2 separate regions of the Homo sapiens genome follow, and region 1 is linked to region 2. The links are chromatin loops, found by intact Hi-C in ENCODE. Cell type or tissue: PC-9. All regions are shown on one strand. Links, peaks and the distances in the headings refer to the core of each region. The heading gives the core; the rest is flanking DNA. Region 1 overlaps ARHGEF28 (Rho guanine nucleotide exchange factor 28). Region 2 has its middle 29 kb from the start of ANKRD31.

Evidence for each region. Hi-C counts contacts between places; a loop is a spot of excess contacts. Peaks named below come from ENCODE experiments on the same cell type or tissue, not always from the same donor. Only the 100,000 strongest peaks of a DNase experiment are listed, where the experiment ranks them.
Region 1: a loop joins it to region 2, with 8 times the contacts of the local background. A loop is called at or near these places in 8 of 110 quality-filtered maps.

Annotation. Positions count from the first base shown.
Region 1 is chr5:73,901,540-73,904,339 of GRCh38, forward strand. ARHGEF28 (Rho guanine nucleotide exchange factor 28) reads left to right here. Exons shown (of 36, transcript NM_001177693.2): 32 at 2,683-2,721. Among named protein-coding and RNA genes, the nearest start is that of LINC02122, 200 kb to the right of the region's middle. In PC-9, for the core only: a CTCF peak has its summit at 1,210 (motif pointing right); no DNase peak of the experiment used is centred there; H3K27ac peaks cover 1,610 bases.
Region 2 is chr5:75,264,231-75,267,030 of GRCh38, forward strand. No RefSeq gene overlaps it. Among named protein-coding and RNA genes, the nearest start is that of ANKRD31, 29 kb to the left of the region's middle. In PC-9, for the core only: CTCF peaks have their summits at 1,597 (motif pointing left) and 1,798; a DNase peak (open chromatin) is centred at 1,641.

The sequences.
Region 1 (2,800 bases), core at 35-2,534, 1.4 Mb before region 2:
GTGTGTCTGTGCTCTCTGACTTCTGGTCTTTCTGCCCTGCAAACCTTTGCTTCTCACCCACTATGTCTGGCAGCTCTGGCACCCGGGGGCCCTTTTGCAACCAGATGGCGCCAAAGTAATTGAAACACCTTTTACTTTGGAATATTCTTGCTTCTTTCACCTTCCTTGACCCTCCTCTCCTTGCAGAGTTGATTTCCTGTCACCACCCACATTTCACCTACTTTTTTTGTGGTTAATTTTTAATTAATCTGACCAGTTTTTGCTTGGGGCACAGCGATTCCCAAAGGGAATCCTCTTTTTTGACTTACTGCTATAGACATAGATATTAACTCTCTCTTTAAGAATTAAATACATAAAACTTCCTATTAATGTCTACTGAAAGTGAGATGTCAGAAATAGGGAAGGAATAAAATATGATTCTGGGAGGTGGCTAGTTGGCCTCTTCCTGCTTGTCAGGGCTCCAGAGTTTAGCTTTATCTAAAATTGAATTAGGTACATTAATAGGTGCCAATATGTGTCAATGTGAAAAAATGGCAAATGTCAGATCTTCTCACATATACAACATATTTTACATATTATATACTTTTTGTGTATATTACATAAGACTGAGAAATCAAGTCAAGGACTTTTAAAATCCAGAGAAAAGACAGCTGTGACTGAGTGTTCTTTTTTAAACTTCAGAGGCCAAAATGAGCATAGGAATGTAATATTTTACTCCTTCTGATTGTAAGCTTTCTAATGTATTGCTTCTTAAAATGTTCCTGCTTTTCATCACTTTTAAGTGTGAAGTTTGTGGTGTCCAACTGTGTTAATAGAAAAGAGAGAGTGAATTGGACAGTAATAATTTAATCTTGAACGCAAAGTTGGGTGGCTCCTACCCCTAAAGTCTCCCTCTTCCACTCCAATTCAGCTACAGGTAGATAATTGAGGTTAAGTGTCTGGGTTCTTCTTTGGATTAAGCTATCTGCAAAATTTTTTGCTTAATAAGGCATTTTGAAAGATTAATACATTAATAAACCCAGGTAAAGGGCAGGATCACTTGAAATCAAACTTTTAAAAGGTGTATAATGGATATTTTGTCATTAGCTTCCTCTACAAGGTAAGGTTAGAACAAATTTCTGAAAGAATATTAAAAAATGAAATCTGACTCAAATGCAGAAATAATGGATAAATCGCCAACTGCAGTTTTAAACATTTACCACAAGGTGGCAGAACAACTCCATTAAAAACGCGAAATTTCCTGTCTTGTGTCAAACCTAGTGGCTTTTGGGCATAAGTAACCGCGGGTAGCACAGTCCAACTCATTTCTATGGTTCTAATTTTTATAGACTATAAAAACTCTGTGCCATATGGTCTTACTACAGAAGCAGTGGAGTGTGGATGGGCCACGACAGAGCCAGAAGAGCAGCGAGAACGCCAACCATCCCTCTAGGGCGGGGGTTCTTAGAGCCTGTTCTCTCCCATAGGGTTTGGCACAGATCTAATGTCTTTAAGCTTCATCTCCATTTTCAGCCTCTGTCTTTTCTCTATCAGAGGGGCTGCTTACGAGTGAAATCTTTAATTGGCAGTCCAAGGGAAGCGGAGGTCTGGCTAGCTCATCCTGGCATCATCAGCCTAAACTAATTGAATTTAACAAGTTCAAAATTACCCGAGGACATGACCATGGCTGGCTGCTTTTTATGGCTTAAAATTAGATGAGACAGTAGGCCCTTGAGGACAGGGCATCTGATGGTCTCCCATAGCGTAAGGTGTGAAGTTTACAGTGGGTGATCGATATTTATTTATTGAATGGCGTGCCATCGAGTTCAACTGGGAGTCATTCACTTGTTGAGTGTCCGTGCTATGTCAAGCATCATTCTTATAATATGGAGCACATGGACAAAGTCTCGCTACTCACTGGTTTGCATCCTAGGGAGAGAAGGCCGACAATAAATGAATAAACAAGTGTTCAATTATGGAGGCTGCAAACCATCACTATCCACGTGTGCCCTTAATGTGTGCTGTGGAAGAGACAAAGAACAAGGCATAGACCCTCTCCCTAAAGAACAGACGGTCTCCTGTGGCTGGTTCGTGGCCTCTGCTGCTAGTACTTCTACTATGGCAGTCACTGGTCTGGTGATCTCTGACTGTGGTGGGATCTAGAGCAGCCCAGCTACGCGCGCCACTATGGCCACCGTCTGAGTCTGGTTTCTTTTCCCAACTGCTGTATATGTTGATATCGTGAATCTCAAACATTGAGAAAAGGAGTTAAGGCCAGACATGATATTCTTTCTTTAACTTTCAATCTGTCCTCTAGAATATAAGAGGTCAGCCTGACCCAAAAGACAACTTCAGTCTGGGCACAGAGAACTCAATTCACATTGTGGTTTGCACAAGGTAAATGTTGTTACTTGAGTTTTCAGGGTGTCCTTACTGTCATCCCTTGTTGTTTTAAGGGGTGATTGGGTGAAAATTGCCATCCATCTCAAACATCGACTTTGCGTGAAGGACGCTCTTGTTGTCAAGTGTTTGTTTGATTCTATAGGCTTTTATTTCTGGGAGGAAACTGAGTCAGTATAGATAAGGTAATCAAGTTTAGAGATAGCAAAGTGATTTACCCAAGGTCATACATTTTGGGACACTGCAGGGCAGCTTTTCAGAAGTAGAATGGTTATTCATTTTCTTGTTTTTTATGTATTTTAGGTGGAATGTAGAAATTTTCCAGGTTCTTCACAATCAGAGGTGAGCTGCTGCACATACCTTAAATGTATCACCAGCCTTTATTTGTGGATAATGAAAGCTTTTTCAAGAATTTGACACT
Region 2 (2,800 bases), core at 290-2,789:
AGAATGGACAGATAAATTGCAGTACTTTACATGACAGGGTATCTTATGACTGAGAAAATGAGTGAAGATATCAACATGAATGAATTTTAGAAACCATTCTTACAAAGTTTAAAAATGAAAAACTAAATAATATGTTATTTAGGACCCAATTATTTGTAGTAAAACTTGAAATAAAAGGAATAAATTATAAACAAAATTTAGAGTAGCAATTACTTCTTGGGAGAGGCAGATAAATGGTATGGGGAAGAAGTCTCAGGGGACTCAAAAACATTAGTAATGCCCCCTGTCTTGAGTTGTTTTGTGCATCACAGATGGATTTTTTTGTTATTATTCTTCATTGCTTCCACAGGATGAAGATATACATATAATATATAATTAATATGTTATTATGTATGTCAATTGTAAAGTATATAACTGTATGTAATATATGACATAATTAATACTAATACACAATATGTTAATTTATATAGTATACACTAATTATATACAGTATATTAGTATTAATTATGTAGTATATTATATAGTCACCCTGAGTGGTGGGGTTCTACATTGTAATTTTCTACATTTCCCATGAGCCGGGCATGGTGGCTCACACTTGTAATCCTAGCACTTTGGGAGGCTGAAGTGGCCAGATCACTTGAGGTCAGGAGTTTGAGACCAGCATGGCCAACATGGCAAAACCCCAACTCTACTAAAAATACAAAAAATTAGCTGGGCATGGTGATGCACACCTGTAATCCCAGCTACTCAGGAGGCCGAAGCAGCAGAATTGCTTGAACCTGGGAGGCAAAGTTGCAGTGAGCCGAGATCGAGCCACTGCACTCCAGCCTGCATGACAGAGCACAACTCTGTCTCAAAATAATAATAATAATAAAATTATTACCTACGTTTCCCTAATTGCTTTAATATTAATGCAGTACTTTCATGATCAAAAGATGGTGATTTTTTATAATGTCTAGAATGTTTGCACAGTTTTTTGAAATTTGATCTGAACCTTCTGTCTAGTTTCGTGCTGTGGGAGGGCTAATCTCTAAAGATATGACATTGCTATCTAGTTGACAAGTAGGTGTCAAAACGCTAATGCACAAATTTCAACTATGCCAACATTGCTTTTATTTATTTATTTATTTAATTTCTTTAGTCAGAGTCTCGCTCTGTGGCCCAGGCTGGAGTGCAGCGGCACAATCTCAGCTCACCGCAACCTCCACCTCCTGTGTTCAAGCGATTCCCCCTGCCTCAGCCTCCCGAATAGCTGGGATTACAGGCATGTGCCACCATGCCCGGCTAATTTTTGTATTTTTGGTAGAGACAGGGTTTCACCATGTTGTCCTGGCTGCTCCCGAACTCCTGACCTCATGTGATCCACCTGCTTCGGCCTCCCAAAGTGCTGGGATTACAGGCATGAGCTACCATGCCCAGCCACTAACATTGCCTTTAAACATTCAGTATTCCTTAGTCAGTATTACTTCCTTCCTATCTTTTGAAGATATACTTCCCATGTTTATCCTTAACATTTCCCACGTCTCTAAGGGTCCCTTGAACTCTGAAATTCAGTAACTCAGAAGTCTTGAATGAAAACTAAGATTCTTTTTTCCCCCCAGCCCTTTAGCAACATCTAGTGGGTATTTAGAGACAGGACAAGACAAACTTTTTCCTACATAAGGATCAACCATATAGATGGCAAATTTGACTTAGCAAAAAAAAAGCCATAAGTCTTCAAACAAAATCTCTCCTGTGATTAATTTGTTACATGCATGGGTGTGTATGTAGACACTTAAGATAAAGTACAGCCAGCATTTCCTCATTTAGCCTGCTATAAACATAGACAAGAGTTGTTACTACATTACATAATGGGCATTATCACGAAGAACCTCAGGAAAGATCTGAAGCAAGAGTACCAGCACAGTGTGAAAACCTCCAAAAGCAAAAAGGAAGAATTTGCGTAGAATGGCATCTTTCAGAAACAGAAGTCTCTAGGCATAGAAGCAGAGAGTAACAGAGGAGAGAGAGCAGGAGTGGTGGGCTAGGGAGGGAGCAAAAGAAGAAAAGAATAAAGCAAAATCATTGGGACAGATAGATTTATAGAATCCAGAGTTCTTATCCTAAGATAACTGCAGCTCAGTCATTGCTCGCCTAACCAAAAGTAGGTTTCCCTTCATCATTCAAGCCTGCTCCCCCAAAGATCTTTGCCATCTTTCCCTTTGACTTGCTGCATTACCTATCTCATCTCACTTTCACTGGAGGTTCTGATCCTAGGTAGATGATGGCTGATAGCTGATGACTGAGAGAAAGAAGCTCCTAACTTCTGTCTGTAGAAGTAGATAAAGAAACTATGACTGCAACCTCTCTTATTCCCACCAAAACTTGAGTCCTAACAAAAGCAGCCCTTTTCCTAGAAAGCTGGTAACACATTCCTAAAATTAGTTAGCATTCTGACCTTTACAACATAGGTGGAGACTCTCTCAACATTATCCAGTTATAAGAAGGGGATGGCCTGAGAGTCAGGCATCCTGGGCTCTTTAGCCTCATTACTTTTTAACCCTATTAGCATAGACACTTTAATCTCTCTGTGCCTCAATTTCTCTATCTACAAATTAGATATGATTAATCATTTCCTTGCAATTTTCATGGGCAGTTCTCCATGATCAATTAACATTTATGAAAATGTTTTCCCCATAGAAGAAAATCCAGGAAACCTAGGTAATAGTATTAGCATTCCCATGCACACCTATGAAACAAATACCTGTTTATGGCTATCAACATGTGGTGCTGGGCTGAGATCCACACAAGTTAGGTAAAC